Regions from separate parts of the Mus musculus genome. Here region 1 is linked to region 2. A link is a loop called in an ENCODE intact Hi-C map of the cell type or tissue named here. Cell type or tissue: heart. All regions are shown on one strand. Each heading gives the region's core, and the rest is flanking DNA. Links, peaks and the distances in the headings are about the cores only.

Evidence for each region. A loop is a pair of places that touch in the nucleus more often than their neighbours do. Peaks named below come from ENCODE experiments on the same cell type or tissue, not always from the same donor. Only the 100,000 strongest peaks of a DNase experiment are listed, where the experiment ranks them.
Region 1: it touches region 2 in a loop (3-fold over the local background); 3 of 42 quality-filtered maps call a loop at or near these places.

What each region holds. Positions count from the first base shown.
Region 1 is chr1:162,035,160-162,040,540 of GRCm38, reverse strand. The region is part of intron 17 of Dnm3 (dynamin 3); the gene reads left to right. Among named protein-coding and RNA genes, the nearest start is that of 2810442N19Rik, 33 kb to the right of the region's middle. In heart, for the core only: no CTCF peak of the experiment used is centred there; DNase peaks (open chromatin) are centred at 520, 1,330 and 2,460; H3K27ac peaks cover 4,382 bases.
Region 2 is chr1:162,090,477-162,095,857 of GRCm38, reverse strand. The region is part of intron 15 of Dnm3 (dynamin 3); the gene reads left to right. Among named protein-coding and RNA genes, the nearest start is that of 2810442N19Rik, 88 kb to the right of the region's middle. In heart, for the core only: a CTCF peak has its summit at 3,200 (motif pointing right); DNase peaks (open chromatin) are centred at 1,587 and 2,387; H3K27ac peaks cover 649 bases.

The DNA.
Region 1 (5,381 bases), core at 98-5,097, 55 kb after region 2:
ACCACACATCTCCTGACACAACCCTGAGAAGGACATATCAAAAATGCAATCATATAACTTGAAATTAGTACTAACTAAATTCCAGCCAAGGCATACTGTACAAAACAGACGATTAGTCCTCTTCCCAAGTGTGAGTGTGGTGAATAGACACCGAGGAATAGCCACAAATTAAACAGGTATAGTATGGGCACTCATACAGGCTCCTGAGTGAAGGCCAGTCAGGACATCAGTTTCCTGAGCATGACCCGGGTGGAGGAGTTCTGCAAGGTGCTTACATTTGAAAAGATGCACAGAAACTCTGTGTTGAGTTTGGAGACCATCAATGGGGCTGAAGTACTCCAAAACGTATGTTTGCTCGCTTGATTGCTTGTTTACAAATCAAGGTTACCACAATTTCCCACAGCCTCTCCATCATCCCTGTCAGGAAGGCCAGTTGTTGACTCACTGCCTCTCCAGATCTGTCCAGAGACCTCAGCACATGGCTTCGGTACATAGCCAAGTCAAGGCTTCAGAGGAAGGAAACCGTTGAGTTTCAATCTGAAACACAAGGTTCCTACTGTGTTGAACGAGTGGGGCAGAGGCTATTAAAAGGCCATCGTTCCCCCGCTCCCACTCCTCCCTCAGTGCTCTGCCCACATCCCAGACTGCTTTTAATCTTACTGGGAGGGTACCTAGGGAGAAAGAAAGAAAAAAAAATAATAATGAATTGCTGTGTTCCTTGGCACATGAATAACAGTTCCTTTCCAGGGATCCAGGAATACAAATGAGGGGTTTTAAATCTTGCTAACTTGTGTGTGTGTGTGTGCATGTGTGTGTGCGTGTGTGTGTGTGTGTGTGTGTGTGTGTGTGTGTGTGTGTGTGTGTGTGGTGTCTCCTCAGGAAAAAGTCTCTTACGAAAACCAGGATAACTAAAGTTATTTTGACATGTGACATAGTATTCTTCCCACAGATCATTCTGCCAGACCAGAGATTCCCCTGCCTAGGCCTCGTGAGTGCTGAGAGTAAAGGCGATTCCACTTTTTATCTGTTGCCTTTTCCCACCCCCTTACCCACCATCCATCCTGCTAAGGGGAGGATGTAGATAGGGTACCACTTGAATCAGGAGGCTACACTAAGTACCACATTCAGAGAGTCCTAGCAGAGGTGATTCATTTCTTCATTGGCACCAATCACAGAGAGAGAAGGGGACCCTCAGAAGTGAAAGTGGGACATTTCCTTGAGCCAGACCCGTGTCAGCCAGTGGCTCATATGAACAGCTCTGCCAGTTGTAAATTCTTGAACTCCAACGTTTGCATGAGTAGTTATTCGCTGCTCAGAGTCCCAGAGAGCCACACCCTGGGGCTGGCGCCTAACCACCATCCTAACTCTCTGCCGAGCCACTTTAAAAAGCATGTGAATACTACCCTGTTGGAGCTAGTGTTTCTGTCTCAGGACCGAGTTCCATGTACAATGTATTTCATTGAGCTCCCGTGCCACACTGCAGCATGTACCATGTTAAGGGGATAAATGTATGGATTGCAGAGTAAAAGGGCTAGTAAAGCAGGAAGCGGTCAAACTGTCAACTGCCACTTTAGAAGGAAGATACCAACTTTTAAAAATCTATTAACACAAAAGAAATGATTATTCCTGAATGAAATGTTTTAGGGGCCAGTGAGAAGGGGGGGAGGGGGAAAGAGCCAAGATGATTGTTTTGTTTTGTTTCATTTTGTTTCATTTGGTTTTGTTTGTTCACAGCTGGGGGAATGAGGAAATGCTTTTTGTAGTAAACTCTGGAAAAAGGAGCTTGACTGGCAAGACGCATTCAGCACGGTCCAAGCTATCTCACAGGATGTGACTGGGTTTAGCGTTGTAAGACAGCTCTGTAGTTTTATTCTGGCCAAATGTCTGTATGATTCTCAGGCAGTTCCCTCCCCTGTCACCTTCCAGCCTTGCTTCTAACAGGGAGTCTCTCTCACTTTGATTCACGGTTTCTCACAAGCAGCTCCAGACTGCCTTTATAAGATAACACAAGTCTTGGGAGTGAGAACGGAGTTGAACCATCTGCAGTTCTTTCTTTGCTATAAAAATAAATAAATAAATAAATAAATAAATAAATAAATAAATAAGAATTTCCACACTCATATCCTTGTTGGGTCCCTCATCCCAACCCAACCCCAACACATACTGCGGAAATGGTGAAAGAGACCCCAGACAGAGCAGTGGGGGTCGAACTCAGGGCGCATGATTCACTGCCTACTGCTTTCATCCACAGTCAATTTTCTAGACAAGCCTGGCCTCCTGTCACTCCCATTAATCACGGGGCCCAAGCAGAGTCCAGCAGGGTGCCCCTTGTACGGCTCAGACAGGGTCTGGGGCATCACAAGATTCCCATTAAAAGCGAGATAGGGGTCTTGACTTCTCATTCATTCCCACAATGCACTTCATCAGCATCCCGCTACACACTCCTCCTGTGAGCAACTGGCGCTGCTGGGTGTTGATGTTGGTTTTGGCTTGCTTCCTCCTAGAGCAGCCAGCCGTTGTGTAAGCAAGTCTGTCTGAATCGCTCTGGGGCTAACTGCCTTCTTAGAAGTCCTCCTGCTGCTCATTATTTAGCCAGCAAGCCATTACTATTATTAGCTTTGAATTCTTCCTTCTCCACTTTCTGTTCACTAAAATACTGAAGTGTGGACAATCATCGCCCAACCAATTGTTAAATGCCTCTCCCTGCCCCCCCCACCTTTTCTATTATTTGGGTTGACATTCAAAACAAGTACAAAACTCAGGAACTTTAAAGAGGGGTTTGGGATGGAGAGTCAGTAACTAGATTCCTTCTCGTGCTCTTTCAGTAACTTCTAGTGTACGTGCCATCTTCATTTTGTATGCACCATACAGTCTATTCAGAAAAATTTAAAGAGAAAATAAAAAAAGAACAGCATTAGGTAGTTCTTGGCAGTCAGTCAAAGACAGCATTGCAGGGAAGGTATTTAAGTCTTTTAAGTGAAGCTATTTGTATATCAGCAACTGCATTTTTCATGACCAGGGAGAGCTATTTGCACAGTCTTTCACGGAAATATTTCTAGACAGTTTCTGTGGCTTTCCTCCCTGAGCTCATGTATTTGCTTCTGCTTCAGAACAGGACAATTTAATGAGCAGTTTTACAGCCCAACCTGCACCCTGCACACTCTACGGGGCTACATGCCTGCCGCATATAACCTTTGCCCTATTTGCCATTAAAGAACAAGACTTTCCTATAACCAACTTTATACTATGATGGGGGTGGGGCACGCAACTGATACTTCAGTCCACCCTACAGCCCATAGACATCAATGTTTTAAAAACTTTATACTTAAAAAAAAATAGGGTACATATTAGCATTACCATAGTCAGCCCCCTTCTTTTGTAAGGTGTTTATGTCATCTTTCATCCTTTGACCTAGAGCAAAAGGACCACGTGCTTCAGAGCAAATAACTCATTTGGCCTCATTTCTAGTCCAGGGAGGCATGTTCAAAGATAAACCCCAAATTATTTCAGAAATAAAAACAACAACAAAAATAAAAAATAAGAGACATCATTTTCTGTCTCCAGTCTTACTAATGATTGTCAGCCCTGGAAAATCCTCTTTGTTTTCGTTTTAAGACATAGGGTTCTGCATATTCTCAAATGAAATAAGTATCTAATTGTAAACAAAAAAAATACCTAAATTTGCCTTATTTTCCCCATGGGTTCTGCTTTTGGTGTTCTGTTGTTTTTCTTGCTATCTGCTAAACATTTGAGCTCTCCCTTTCTTTTGAGCTGTGGAGCCCCAAACAGGAAGCAGGGACCCCTGGCCGGGTCTGGGCAGGAGAACAACCAAGCCATTGTGCAGAGGAACACCACCTCCCTCCTGGCCCTGCAATGCCGGCCTCTGCCCGCCTGTTTTAACTACGCTATGGATTTAAGGTAGTCTGCAGTACCTCAGACACCTGGCTCGCTTTCTGCCCTACTTACTTCAGCCAATCTGTCCTCATCTCATAATTCTGTTTACTTTCTCTTCTTAAGGACAAGGAGGGTACTCTTTAAAACAGAGTGAAGTAAGTTCAGGGCAAATGAAAGGAAATGTACTTCATACAGGCAGGTTATAAACTTGCGGAACTCATTAGTTTCAAAAGGTGGGACTGGCAGGAAGCGTAAAGGAATTCAAAAACATTTTAGCCAGATTTATGAAAAAGAGCCATAAATGGCTACTAAGAATACCAGGGCTGTGACCAGCTTTTACAACTGAAATCCCACAGCTGCCTCAGCCCTCCCATGGCCATCTCTGGAGATCTACTGGAATGGCTGAACTCCCATGCAGCCCAAAGTGGGGTTTCCTAAGCACCCTGTGTCTTCTTAGTACTTGTTCTCAGTCTCACTGGATCTTAGAGAGATGAACACCCTACACACCAAACACGTACACACACACACACACACACACACACACACACACTGTTCTGAAGAAGGCAACTTTCTTTTTAGAGGAAAGCTTGGTGAATTTTCCTTCTCTGTTCAGTCATCTACCTACCACAGTGCCAGGCTGACTGTCTGGGAACGGTGACGCCTGCACAGTGGAAACTAGCTGAGATCACACTTGGATCTTAAACCATACATACTAACTTTCTTATGTTAACTCAGACCCTTCTTTGTCCTGGGGATTTTTTTTTTCCTCTTTGGCCCAAGATCATAAAAAGCCATTTTTATTCCACCCTATACAACCTCTCCAGTAGAACCTCCCGTCACTTAAACTCTTCCCAGGCTGTCTCCTTACTGCCGGGGTTCTCAAACTGGAACACTTTTTAAAACTGCAGATGCTCCAAGTTTCCTCCAGGCCAGTTAGCACAGCCTCTGTCCATAGAGCTCCAGGATCCTGTTTTCTTCAAAATCGTCTGGGTGATTCTCCCCAAAGGAAAGTTGAGGTCCTAGTCTGACAGGTTGTGGCCAAGGTATGACGCAAAGATCACACCATGCAACAGATATCACGCAAAAGATTCTTACGGACCCATTCCAAATTCGTGCCTGAAGAACATTCACTGGCTTCTGTAGATATATTCTGTATATATATTCTGTAGGCCTAAATTCTATATTCTGTGACCTGCTCCATATAGGACCTTCAATCATATCAGTTGCTTAGTTCCCTTCCAAGAAGGCATGGCACCTACTAGGAAGAATTGAAGCCAAGCAGAAGAATAGTATCAGATAGCTTATAACCACTTCCACTGCACATTCGTTTTCTTTTCTCAGCCCTCTCACGTGAGATTCACACATGTTGTACAGGTACCACTAAGCAGCTCCTGTGTTGTGTTTTGATTTGTTTTTAAGTTAAGGTCTTAGTCTAATCTTGAACTTGCTTTCAATTATCTTGTGACAACTCTCATTATATATACATA
Region 2 (5,381 bases), core at 217-5,216:
AAAAAGAAGTGGAGGCAGGTGAATAGAGGAAGACACATGATGTGAACCTTTGGTCTCCACAGACAACATGAGCAAGTACACACACACACACACACACACACACACACACACACACACACACAAAGAGAGGGAGGGGAGGAAGGAACAGTGCAGGCCAGATTGTTAACCAATGTTCATGGCCCTAGCCATATTCTATCTATTGTATATTACTGTGTTTATCAAACCTGTATTAAGAAAAGCATACTGTCAAAAAAAATGGCAAAAAATGCATTGAACGCCTTCATTGTATATGTATGCTATTTCATAGAGAAGTTTGTGACAGTTACTCGAATCTCACGTGCAGAAAACCATATTAAAATGTAACATAGAACCAAAAATGCTACACTGTCTAGGAAATACATCTAAGAAATGTTTGAAGAAACTGACTAAAGAGTTGGCTTGGGCACTGAAAGGCTTGGGACACACAGACACAAACACACACACACACACACACTTTCTTGGCTTCCAAAGTTTGTGAGCTATGCTTATGAAGCCATGAATTCTTTCAGCCACAGTCTCACAGTGTAGCCCAGGCTGGCCTCAAACCCACAATCCTCCTGTCTCCATCTCCCATGTACTGATATTATAGATCTTTGGCTGCCATGCCCATCTTAAGTCAAGATTTTTAATAATAAATTAAACCTGTCTTAAATTCAGTAGTAAAGTCTACAGTTTATGAAATTATGCCATGTATGTCTTGTAAACTCTTAAGACTAAAAATTAATAAGCACGTGACAATATGGCCTGACTTTGCTAGAAGCCATGAATTGCCAGTTAGTCAGCTAGACAGCATGACTGACCTTTCAGAATCACAGATACTGGAAGGAATAGTTATGGCTGGTGGCAAAGAGGAAGCTGGGCTCATTCCTTTCTGTGTCAGGCTGTGCAGCCTGCCTAGGACCAACATGGTGCTGTGTGTTAAACTCTAGCGTTATCTGGAGACCTTGGGTCCCAGCAAAATCCCACTCCTAAAAGCATTTATGTTATCAAACACCCCGGAAATTATAAAAAGGAATCTGTTAAGAGATTATTTTGAAACACCGTTCTTAATTGTTTAATAGCTGGTGTCAGATGATTGAAGAGACATGGAAAAGAAATAAGGGAATTAAACTTTATATTTTTTAACAGCCAGGAGCTTTCTTTTGACATGTAAGAACATTTTTTTCACGTCTAATCAAAACATAAGCTCATCCTGCGGTCTTGTTCGCTTCAGCAGAGCACTTAAAAAGCCTTTTACCTAAGGGCTGAGCCTTTCCCTCCCTCGCTTTTCAGCACCCCAACCACTTTCTCAGTTCTTCGAGCTGTGGGACACATAACTTGGTTTCAGAGCAGAGTCATTCAGAAACTCATATCTGCATGATTGCAGCCGAAATAGACTAAACAAAAAAATGCACTCGGTACAAATTGCTGTGGGTTATCTATACAGCTACAGCATGTGGTGAGAACCTGGAAGCTTCCTGGACAGAATTTATGAGCCTTCCAGTAAATCAGGCCAGCTCAGTGTTTCAGACCTGTGTCCAACTCGCCTTGGCTGTCTAGACACGGCCTAGGACGAGGCTTTAGAACCGGGTAGAGACAAAGCTGCCAAAGCCACCAGAAGCCTTTGACCTTCTTCTAATGTTTCAACCAGATAATTATTTTCCCTCTCAAGAATTTGGCTGTCCTTTAAGGGGAAAAAAAATAAGATTTTCCGTGTGAAGAACCCCTGAAAGAAAATACCCTGGAGAAAGGTCAGTGTGGTGGAGCCAAAGCTGGATTCCTCAGAGCCTCACAGAGAATGTGGAAAGTCTGTGTGGACTGTGCGTCTCCTGCCTTCCAACTGGCCAAGGGTTCTCCAGACAACAGTCTCCAGCTTTGCCCACCCCACACCTTTGCATCTCAAAGGAGCCTTGGCTGAGTGTTGGAAAGAGCTCCAAAGGGAAGCCTACTTAGTAAAGTTGGAGAAACAGTAGAGGCTTCATTAGATCCTTTAAAAGCAATGTATTGTTTTATTCTCATTAAATAAACTATCCCCCTTTCTGCCCAGGAGCAAAGGTGTAGCCTTTATAATTTTCCCAGAGTGAACTTTTTTCCTTGGACATGGACAGTATATTTCCTTGAGCTGCATCCCAGCTTCTCTGAAATTCCCCACCCTACTTCTTGTGGCTTATCTTTTTAATGTTTATATTCTGTGTTTTCTATAAAAATCAAGATCTGGTCAAAAATTAAAAAAAAAAAAAACAACCAAAAACCGTACATGATTTTAAACATGACCAAGTCTGCTCCACTGTGTTTTCATCCATTAATGTATTTCTTCACCCATGCAGCTGCTGTAGAGAGGTCATATGCTGAGGGCTGGGGGAGGTTCTGGGTGTACTGGTTAGCTGGCCTGTGATTCAGGGAAAGTCCCACAGCTCTCTCTGAGTCTATTTCCTCATCTATGAAAACAGCTTTTTGACCCAATTTTCAGAGTAGCCTTAGAGATCTAGTGGGATGGCCCCTCTCGTAAGATGGTTAAAGAGAGAGAGACAGAGACAGAGAGACAGAGACAGAGACAGAGAGAGGAGAGGGAGAGGGAGAGAGAGGGAGAGGGAGAGAGAGAGAGAGAGCTTTTTCTTTGGCTTTGCTCCATCAATTGCTGTACCTCAATAGCCAAAAACACCAGAGATGTCTGTCAACTGCTTGTAAAACTCATAAACTGAACTGAATTAAATACATATCAATGACCCCTGCATGCTAGCATGAATAACCTAAAGAAGCCCCTATGGCCTGGCTTACCACTGCATCTGGGAAACAGCAGGTGTTGTGCCCTCTGGAATCTAGACGTCTAGCTGTGTTGTAAAGAAATGAGTCCAAGAGAAAATGTTCCAAATGGGGAAATCCTGACAATAAATATTTCCTCAAGATGAATACAAAGTTCCTCCCCAAAACACTGCTTAAGTGGAAAAATAAAAAACAACAAAACAAAACAAAACAAAACAAAACTCAGAAGTAAAAATAAAGTCAAATGTTTAAAAGACGGCAGCTGTACTTAAATAATCTAGGTCAACAGACACTTAGGCAACTCCGCCAATGCCCTGCAGTGAAGAGGCAGCTTTGAAATACTTCGATAAGTCAGAGGGTTTTTTAATTTTATCGTTTTATTTCATGTGTATGGGCCTACATGGATGCCTGTGTACCATTTGCATGCCTGGCACTGACACAGGCCAGAAGATGGCAGTAGATCCCCCTAAACTGGAGTTACACACAGTTGTGAGCCGCCTCGCGGGTGCTGCAAGTCAACTGGGGTCCTCTGGAAGAGCAGCCCGTGCTCTTAACAGCTGAGCCGTCTCTCCAGCCCCTGAGGGGTGATTGTGTTATTACTGAGCATCAAGTATACAACAATGAACTCAAGATATGCAAACTGGAAGATGATCAATTTTGCCTAGAACTGAGAACTGCTGAAAAAATGTCAAAGCCAGAAAGGCAGTTTATGTCTCCACACAAACAAAGGAAATAGTAAAATAAAGGTTTTTGGGTTTTGTTTTTTTTTTTTTTTTTTTTTTTTAAGCCATGTGTGTCTCAGCATGACAAACCCAAAAGCAAACATACAGCCATGGCAAGAAATAAACATCAGAGAGACATTTTTACTCATAGGTGATGGTTTACAGCTTGGGATGAAAAATGATATCCAATTTACTATTGGGAGTTTTCAACAAATAGGTGTTTTGAAGTAGAAAAAAGTTAGGGAGGAAAAAAAAGAACAAAGAAAAGGAAACGTGAATGTTGGGTAAATGCAAATAAAAGTGCGAGCCCATCGGGTAATATGTAATAGAATGTTGGCATCTGGTTTTTACTGTCAATAACGACTTTAAGACAAAAAGTATCCATAAGGCTAACAAAGAGATGATCAATGTCTTCATTGAAAAGAAATTTTAAGGATTTAATGGAGAGTCACTTAGAAATTCACAGAGCCATTTAAAGGTGGTGTTTAGTACCTCCAGGTGTTACTATCTGTAGAATGCATACACACACTAACTTGTTACAGCTTTGGGTATCACATAATCAAATTATTTATTTCCACACATTTTAAAGGCTTTACTCCTAATGTAAATTATTTTCCCATTTCAATTTCTACTCTTTTGTGAAAATCAGTTGATTTTTTTTTTTATACCCTGAAGTTAATACTGGCCTTTTACACAAAGTGACTCATTTAAGCATAGTGCTGTAGTTTATGTATGTATGTGTATATGTGTGCGTGAGCATGCATGTATGGGGGGGGTCATGTATGTGGGAGCATGTGATTGCCATGGTGTGCATGTGGAGGTCAGAGGATGTTTTTCTGTAGTCGACTCTCTCTTCCTACCATGTGGGTTTGACCTTAGGTCACCAAGCTTGTTAGTAAGTGCCTCTAACCTCTGAGCCGTCTCACTGGCCTGTAGTATATGTTTTGTTGTGGTCTTGGATAGTCTAGTTCTGAATAGATTGAAATAGTGCTTACTATTAGCATGTTATTAATTTCTTTCATACTCTGATATCTCATTGTCAGGTTGCATAAAACATCTGATTTAGATATTTTCTCAGTTTCTTTTGCATTTGGAGCTCTGGACCCTTTCTTCTTTGCTGGGGGCAAATCTTGCACACTTATTTCCTCCATTTCCCAATGTTTGGAATCATGTGTAGTAGCTACTGGGATGATAAAACATCTGTGGAAGTGTGTACCCTTTGTGTCATGTTTGCCTTGGCTGTTTCATTGATCCTTTTAAACTATATGAATGATCTGCTTTGATTTTCCAATCTTTTAGGATTTCCCTATAGACACTGACCGACCCTCCCTCCCTCCAACCCTCCCTCCCTCCCTCCCTCCCTCACTTCATTCCTTCCTTCCTTCCTTCCTTTCCTAAGTAGTAAAAACATCTAGGGCTTTCCAGTCCCCTGCAGCTTTCCCACTGCCCCACTGTGAAGATGGGAAGTATTTCGACATCTTATTACCTTCTCCATAAGTCATATTCTTGCTTCCTTTGGGATATAAGAACCATCCATGATTATATGGCTCATTTGCCTTTTCATCTCATTTTCATTTTCATCTCTGCATTCTCTGAGACAGGATTTCAATGTGCAGCTAGCTTGGAACTCACTCTGTAGACCAGGCTGGCTTAAAACTTGGAGATCCACCTGGCTTTGTCTCCTGAGTGCTGGGATTAAAGTCACATGCCACCATGCCTGGCTTGCACTATTTCCTTTAGAAACTCCTTCTTCTTTCTTCTCTTCTCCCTCTTCTTCCTACCATCATTTGAGAACAAAGAATGTGATTTTTTTTTCAAGTCTGTCCAGTCTAGCACTGTGTATGTGTTGTCACCTGAATGGTAACTGATTTTCTATGT